Linked DNA regions of Homo sapiens: region 2 is linked to region 1. Evidence: read pairs that join two places in POLR2A ChIA-PET (ENCODE). Cell type or tissue: OCI-LY7. All regions are shown on one strand. Links, peaks and the distances in the headings refer to the core of each region. The heading gives the core; the rest is flanking DNA.

Region 1 (4,394 bases), core at 85-4,084:
CCCAAGTCACCTCTTGAATGCTTTGTTGCTTAGAAAGTTCTTCCGCCAGATACCTGAACTCATCTCTCTTAAGTTCACACTTCCACAAATCTCTAGGGCAGGGGCAAAATGCTGCCCAGTCTCTGTGCTAAAACATAGTAAGAGTCACCTTTGCTCCAGTTCCCAACAAGTTCCTCATCTCCATCTGAGACCACCTCAGTCTGAACTTTATTGTCTACGTCATTATCAGCATTTTGGTCAAAGCCATTCAGCAAGTCTCTAGGAAGTTCCAAACTTTCCCACGTTTTCCTGTCTTCTTCTGAGCCCTTCAGACTGTTCCAGCCTCTGCCTGTTACCAAGTTCCAAAGTCACTTCCACATTTTCGTGTATGTTTTCAGCAATGCCTTACTCTACTGGTACCAATTTACTGTATTAGTCCATTTTCATGCTGCTGATAAAGACATATCCAAGACTGGGAAGAAAGGGAGGTTTAATTGGACTTACAGTTCCACATGGCTGGGGAGGCCTCAGAATCATGGCAGGAGGTGTAAGGTACTTCTTACATGGTGGTGGCAAGAGATAATGAGAAAGAAGCAAAGGCAGAAGCCCCTGATAAACCCATCACATCTCCTGAGACTTACTCACTATCACGAGAATAGCAAGGGGGAAACCACCTCTATGATTCAAATTATCTCCCACCAGGTCCCTCCTACAACACATGGGAATTATGGGAGTACAATTCAAGATGAGATTTGGGTGGGGACACAGAACCAAACCATATCACCTATTTTGCTTTATTTGGGACCTCAAGTCATTCATTCTCATCTTTGGAATTTTTTTTTCATGTGAAATGAATAGATTGCTATCTTGGTGAGCTCCTTTACACCTGAAAATTTTATTCTTCCAAACCAATCCATGGAGGAAATTCTGTGTTTAGAGAGATGGTTCCCATTGATAAAGAGGCAGTGGACCCATTAGTGTCCTTCCATTCAGCTCAGTGGGAGGTGTTGTTCTGAGGTCTTAACTCTCCTGAGGTAAAACGTTTAATAATGAAAGCATGTAAAAAAGGAAAGAAAAATCATTATACTTCTGTGAAGTTAAAATGTTGAAATATTTTCAGATGTAGAGAGAATAAACAAAAAGCAACACCAAACCCATCTGCTCATCAGTGGATCGTCATTTAAAATAGAAGCTGGCTTTTTTCCCTTCTGGAAAGCCTCACACGATAAACACAATGAACCGGAAATGAGCAACCTTGGATTTCATAGTGCTTCCATCTTGGCAAAAGGTGCCCTCTCGTGCTCGATTTGGCAGGTCTGGACTCCAGCAAAAGCCAGCGCTGAAAATAGTTCTCCGTACACTTCTGAGCGCTCCCCCGTACTCCCTGAGCCCGGATCACACATAGCCTCGTGTTATGCTTCTGACTTTTGAATGCAAAGACAAAAAAATCACATGAATCATTGTAGTTATTCAAAGTTTTTATGTGTTGAAAATCTTTCCTCCAATGTGCTCTGAGAAGTTGTATGGCGTTCGTAAACAAAAGCTGTGTTAAAAGAGCCAGGCGTTTTGCATGTCTAGTTTTGTTGGTGGCTGTGCCTATCATGGTTGGGGCAGTCAGTTTCTTCTGCCAGATACCTGAAATTATCTGGGAGCAGTGGGGCAGACCAGGGAAATTTTTAAATTATTTGTTCCATCTTTCTCGATTTGTTCATTTAAAATCATTCTTATCTGTTGACAAAAGTAGATCCTTGGTAGCTCTTCCTGGTGGTTCTTGGTGTCTTACTAAGTCTACTCTATTTGTAGGTAATACAAGTTTCATTTATATAGAACCTAGTCAGATATTTTACTGCTTCAGAAAGTCCCGCTTTTCAAGCTACCTGATGAATTAACCTGGTTTTTCTGCAATCATTTGTATGTTTCCTGTTTCCATCTTACTCCTATCTTTATATAACTTTTTATTTAAAATACTCTTGCAGAACTTAAAATAGAACTACCACACCAATTCCATTACTGGGTATATATCCAAAGGAAAATAAATCATTCTACCAAAAAGACACATGCACTTGTATTTTCACTGCAACAACGTTCACAATAGCACAGACGTGGAATCAACTTAGGTGCTCATTAATGGTGGATTGGACAAAGAAAATGTGGTACATATACGTGATAGAATACTACACAGCCATAAAAAGAATGAAATCATGTCCTTTGCAGCCACATCTGTGCAGCTGGAGGTCATTATCCCAAGCAAATTAATTCAGGGACAGAAAACCAAATGCATGTTCTCACTTAAAACTGGAAGCTCAGCATTGAATACACATGGACATAAAGATGGGAACAACAGACGCTGGGGGCTGCTGGGGAGGAGGGAAGGAGGGGCATGTGAACTTAAAAACTACCTACTGGGTACTGTGCTCAGTACCCGGGTGACGGGGCCACCCATACCCCAGGCCACAGCGTCATGCAATAGACCCACGTAACAAACCTGCACATGGACCTCCTGAATCCAGAATGTTTTTTTAAAGAATTTAAAAAATTAAAAAACCCTCTTGCACCTGGCCTCGGTCAGCACGCCAGGACTCAGGATAAGAGCAAGGAGTGGTGCCATTGCCCTCTGTGTGCTGTAGAGAGAGAATGACCACGGCAGGGCCTGAGTGTGTCTTGAGTGGACCGCGTAGAGATGGTTTATTGTGAGCTGTTAGGACTGAGAGTCCTTTTAAAGATCCTGCGTGGCTGCTCTTTGTGGGTCGGCGTTCCCTTTGAAATGGATTTGCTGCATCTGACACACCTTCACATGCGTGAGGAGCTCTTTCTTCTCTCTGAATGCTCTATTAACTATTTAAAAGTTCTCTCTAACTTTTTTCAAAACTGGGAAGTTCCATCTCTAACTTTTTTCAAAACTGGGAAGTTCCCAGACTGTTTCACCACGCAGCCAATGGACTCGAGGCTGCAAGCTTATGCCACCAGGCTCTGGAAGAGAACCTCGGTGTTTACGGTCACGACCCTGGCAGTCAATGGGAGTAAGTGCAGCAAAGGCCGGTGAGGCCGGAGCCACAGAGTCAGTGTGACAAAACCCATGGGGCTTTGCAGTGGCGAGCTCACTTTGTAAAAAGTCAGCTGCAGCCTGACCCAGGGGCACATTCTGCAGGGAGGCACCTGGATGCCTTCCTCAGCAGGAATTTATTCCTGGGTTTGCTGTTGATCTGTACTTTACATAGACAGCAGTACGTCTTCCTGCATCAGAACACGTGCGCTGGGTCTTCTGTCCTTTACGTAGAAAAAGATAAAAATCCCCCTGCAGACCCTGCCATCCTCTTCAACCTAGGTGCAGCAGTGGACCCTCTGTTTTCCCTGAGTTTGCACGAGGGTGCTGCCCGTCCCTGAATGTGCTTCATAACACGAGGTTCTGGAAGCTCTAACCAGAGGTGGTGAGCGCCTGCCCTGATGGAGTGCCCTTCTCGTGACAGGGCAGAGGAGCTGGATTTGTGCAGGGTCAGTGTTGTCTTTGAAATGGACTTTCTGCATCTGATGTGGCTTCCCACAGACCAAAGATCTCACCCTCCTGCCCTCCCTGCACCGGGCCATCCCTCCTGTCAGTGAAGGAGGGCTCCCGAGAGCTTCTGGGCACCCCGGGAACCCCAGGCACACTGTCCTCATGGTGTGGGGTGGGGCTGGGCATGCAGAGGAGCCTCTCCTTTCTCTTCCTTTCCTGTGCTCCGCTCCCTCTGACCACGCAGGGGCTCCCTGGGCCCAACCTCATGAGCTGCATTCCTGCATTTCCCCTGTTTTCTTCTTCAGCAGGCAGGGGTAGACCCGAACGTGCAGATTCAAGGGGAGCAGAGGACGTGGGAGCTGCTCTGTCTCACACCCTGCATGAGGGTAGAGACACGTGTGCCGTTGCTAGTGACGCGGGCTCCGTGTGGGCTATGTTCCTCTTTGCTTGTGTCCCCCAAGGACCCTCAGTGAGGGGTCACAGGCAGGAGGAAAGGGGGCCTTGCTGGTCCAGGTTCAGCCACCCTGGTCCCCTATCCCCAGGCCATATGACCAGTGGAGCGTGGAGGAGCTGTAAGCCCATAACTAGGGCTCTGCCACAGGGCAACAGGCAGGGAAAGCAGCCGGCAATGAGAGCTATGTGAGAACATCATCCTAGAGTCCTCAGGAGGGTTACTGTGAGGAAAGAGCTAAATACGTCACCAGCCACTTGTGTGGTTTCTGCAGAAATTGACAAAAGTAAACATCCCTTGGCTTAGCCAGCCTGAGAGGCCACCAGCCACCTTCCTAAACCAATATCTGTTTATTAGTGTTTGTTTTATAACATGCTTTCACTCTTTTCTTAGAATTAGTAATCGTTCATGTTTATGTTGGAAGTTTGAAATCGTTTCATTCTTCTTCTCAATATTTATTGGGTAGCTAAT
Region 2 (4,394 bases), core at 178-4,177, 130 kb after region 1:
AGGAGGATTAAAAGGAAGGGGAGAGGTGTATTTGAAAGAAAAAATAATATTCCTATTCCATCAAAGATGCTGTATTCACTTTATAAGAATTGAGAGAGGGAATTATTTGTTTTTATTTTATTCTTAGGACTTTGTTGCTTAACATAATTAGGTACATATTCTAGATAGTGCTGATTTGTATAAATGGAAGGATTCCTGGCATTATATTGGTGGGGGAATATGTAAATATATACAGTTGGCCCTTGAACAACACGGGGTTGAATTGTGAGGATCCACGTATGCAGATTTTTTTCAGTAAATATACTGGAAAATTTTTTAGAGATTTGTTACAATTTGAAGAAACTCACAGACAAACCACATAGCCTAGAAATATTTAAAAAGTTAAGAAAATGGTATGTCAGGATGCATAAAATATACATAGATGCTAGTCTATTTTATCATTTTCTACTATAAAATATACACAGATTTATTATACAAACTTAAAATGTATCAAAATTTATGTGCTCAAGCATAGACCATACGTGGCGCCATTTGCAGTTGAGATAAATGTAAACAAACATAGATTCAGCATTAAATCATAGCTGCAGCAAATTAACTGTGGCGAATATGGCACTACCGTAAGAATTTCACAGCAGCCTTCCATTGCTGCTGTAGTAAGCTCAGGTGTTGGAAGGATCCGCTTTAAACGTCCTGTGACACTCCTCGTCTCCATGTGAGGAGTCTGTCTCTCCAGGGAATTGGGAATAGCAGTAAAAAATGGTATCTTGTGGTTCTCACATATTTTTCACCGTGTTTAGTGCAGTTCCATAAACCTTGAATAACACCATAGAACCACTAAGAAGTCCCGTGCCACTAGGGACGCTGTGAGTGCTCCCAAGAGGCAGAGAAAAGTCATCACATGACCAAAAAAAACAAAAGTTGAATTGCATGATACGTACCCCAGGTTGAGGTCTGCAGCTGTGAGTGCCCCCCTTTTCAGACAGACGATCCATCTTGTGAACAGATGGCATAAACTCACTATATCCATAAATACAGTCCCATACACTAAATGTATTTTCTCTTCCTTATGATTTGCTTAGTAACATTTTCTTTCCTCTAGATCGTATTATTACAGAATTATATACTGTATTCTTAATACAGTATATAATTGTATAATTATTCTTAATACAGTATATAATTATACAAATACAAAATATGTGTTAATGGACCGTTTATGTTACTGGTAAAGCTTTAAGTCAACAGTGGGACATTAGTTAGGTTTTGGCGAAGTCAAAAGTTATATGTGCATTTTCAACTTCTTGAGGGGTCGGTACCTCTAACCCCCATGTTGTTCAAGGGTCAACTGTCTACACATATCATAGCTAATTCACTACAGAAATGTTAGCTTGTGTCACTAGTATCTCCCCTTCTCATAAGCTTAATACACATACCTTGAGAGAGCTCTTGGCCATCTCTACTAATGACTGAAGTTTTTATTTATTATAGATGTCATAATAGGCATAAAACTACATTACATCATTCGAGTGCCAATTTTGCCACCTTGACCCTCTTTTGCAAAACACCAACGTCAGTACACATATGAAGAGGAAACTGCCCGAGAACTGAAGTTCCTGAGACCAGGAGCTGCAGGCGTTAGATAGAATATGGTGACGAGAGTTACGAGGATGACGAGAGTAAATACTTCATACTCAGTACGTGCCAAGCACTGCTATAAGCGCTCTGTATGTGTGAAGTCATTTAATCCTCACAGCATCCCACGGTGTAATTATTTTCATTATCCCCATGAGGGAACAGAAACTCAGAACGGTTCAACACATATGCGAGAAGTCGCAGCCGGTCAGTGAGAGAGCAGGTTCCCGTCCAAGCAGTCAGACCCCGAGTGCACACTCTCGACCCCTGTCCAGCAGACTCACTCGTCATAAGGCGGGGAGCCCCAGTGTTCTGTTTCAGCCAGATGCTCTATGCATCTCAGAGTACCCAAACCATGAAAGAATGAGGCAGTATTCAGAGCAGATGGGGCTGGGCAGTAAGGCTGGGCTTCAGAATAGCTGGAAAGCTCAAGTCATGGGACCTGCAAGAAAAATCCATTGTTTGATAAATAGCCAAAGTCCCTAGGCTGTAAGGGGAAGGTGTGCCAGGTGCAAGTGGAGCTCTATGTAAAATCGCACCTGAGTCTCCTGGTCTTATGAGTCTGGGTGTACCCCAGTGAAAGGTCCTGCTGCCACCAAGTGGGCCATGGTTCAGCTGTGTAAGTGCTGAGCGGCAGCCGGACCGCTTCCTCTAACTTCACCTCCAAAGGCACAGTGCACCTGGTTCCTCCAGCACTCAGCTGCGAGGCCCCTAGCCAGGGTCCCGGCCCCCGGCCCCCGGCAGCTGCTCCAGCTTCCTTCCCCACAGCATTCAGGATGGTCTGCGTTCATGTAGACCTCTGTTTTCAGTCTGTGCTCCGAGGTCACTGGCAGCACTAGCCCCGGCTCCTGTGGATCACAGCCTGCTCGTCCTCAGGGCAGCACCTGGGCTTGTTGCAGAAGCTACATCTTGAAAGAGCCCATGGCCTAACGCTGGGCGCTGCAGTGAGCCGCACGGGGCCGGAGAAGGAGAGGACTCAGGGGAGCTTGTGTTCAAGTTCACTCCAGAGGATCCAGTGCCAGGTCCTGCAAAGAATTCTAAGCCATTGAGAAAGCAGTGGATGGTTTCACCATGGGGCTTCCCAGTATCACGTGGGGTGTTAGCTGCACCCGTCTTGGGGAACAGAGGTGGCTGTGCAGCTGAGTCAAACCACTGTGGCCAAACCTGGGAAGAGAGAGGTCCAGGCCAGTCCTGTCTTTAGGGATCAAAATGCATTTTTCATAGAAATCATGTGAAAATTTGAAGCAAAGAGAAACAGCAGTTGAGAGTTGAGCTATGTGAAGGAGCAACATGAACCATCTCAAGAACAGCAGTGGTGCAGAGACAGGCAGAGGCTGTAGATGCCTTCACAGCCACAGTGGAAACAGAGAAAGGAGCGTTCACAGGCACAGAGGCCGGGACTAGGAGCAGTTAAATAAAATAGAAAATAGAAAAGAAAGAAAGCAACATTTAGATGGACAAGGAAGGAGACGGGGCAGCTTTGGTAACAGATTGCATGACTGAGGAAAACGGTGGCATAAATTTCTCTTCCACCAGAAGAGAGAGACTCGAAGACGGGAAAATGACTGTATCGCCTGCCAGAATAGATGCTCTGTCCAGCCTGTGTCTCTGCACAGGCATTCTCTAATCAAAGAAGCTCCTCAGTGGAATTGGTTGGGCATTTGTATCTCCTCGAAACACACACTGGGAAGCTGCCTTTCTGGATGATTTAACCCTTTGCCCGTTTTCCCCAAGAATACTCACCGGCGGCACTTGCGGCTGCAGCGTTTGCCCCGAGATAACTTTGCCGCGAAATATCTCACTTTTATTATTATTTTTGCACCGCTCTAGTATACCAACTTTGGAAACAAAGGACATCATTCTATCGATAGCATTCTGTTTTTAGTAGTGGCATTTCCATTTACAAAATATAGTCATAATCGATTGCTGATAATGTCAAATCCTAGAAAACGTAGCATTCCTACATGGGATGTTAACTTCGTTCTCAAACAGTTGTTGGCCAAAGATTCATTTGATGAATCCAATTTTTCCAAAATAGACAATTCTGATGATTCAGATGATTCTGATATTAGTTCTGTTTAGAAATAACTCCAGTAACAGTTTTTAAATTTTATTTTCACATGGAAAATCAGATTTGTTTCAGCCTTAATGAACATGTTTATGTAAAATCAAATGAGCGCTGGCAGCGAGCTGCACTTTTGCTTTTTCGAAACGAGAAAGGCTTAATGTGATTGGCTTATGGTTTTGTTTCTCGTATGCTCAGCCCCTCCCAGCAGGCATGCGGCGGAGGACGGTCATCAGCAATAAGATGTAGCATGTGCCTTCTGCCCACTACCGGGTCCCCGAGCCCATCTCACAGGCTCCCACCCACCAGCCAAAACTTGGCTCTCAACTCTCCCACTGCAAACCTCTCCCCGGTCTTTCAACACAGGCTAGTTTCCTATTGTTTAGGAATGCAACACATTACCCCACATCTAGTGGCTTAAAACAACCTGAGCTTATTGTCTTCCAGCTCTGGATGTCAGAATTCTGAAATCTGTCTCACTGGGCTAAAGTCCAGTGTCCCCAAGGCTGGTTCCTTCCGCGGGCTCTGGGGGCTGAGAGTGGATACACAGCAGATGGTGGCCAGGCTGGGTGCCCGACAGAAGTCTGACCCACACCTGCAGCCAGCCCCTTTATCTACAATACATAGCTCGGGAGGCCAGCAGCTGTGTCAGGCTTGCAGGAAGCCAGATTGCTATCTCTAGTGACAGCCCAGGAAGCTG

Evidence for each region. ChIA-PET counts read pairs that join two places held together with the same protein. Peaks named below come from ENCODE experiments on the same cell type or tissue, not always from the same donor. Only the 100,000 strongest peaks of a DNase experiment are listed, where the experiment ranks them.
Region 2: POLR2A ChIA-PET joins it to region 1 with 8 read pairs; 2 of 35 experiments call an interaction of 5 or more read pairs at or near these places.

The regions. Positions count from the first base shown.
Region 1 is chr6:166,572,272-166,576,665 of GRCh38, reverse strand. The region is part of intron 1 of RPS6KA2 (ribosomal protein S6 kinase A2); the gene reads left to right. Among named protein-coding and RNA genes, the nearest start is that of RAMACL, 12 kb to the left of the region's middle. RefSeq lists an enhancer at 3,492-4,381. In OCI-LY7, for the core only: no CTCF peak of the experiment used is centred there; no DNase peak of the experiment used is centred there.
Region 2 is chr6:166,439,844-166,444,237 of GRCh38, reverse strand. All of the region lies in intron 14 of RPS6KA2 (ribosomal protein S6 kinase A2), which reads left to right. Among named protein-coding and RNA genes, the nearest start is that of RPS6KA2-IT1, 23 kb to the left of the region's middle. In OCI-LY7, for the core only: CTCF peaks have their summits at 863 and 2,210 (motif pointing left); a DNase peak (open chromatin) is centred at 2,255.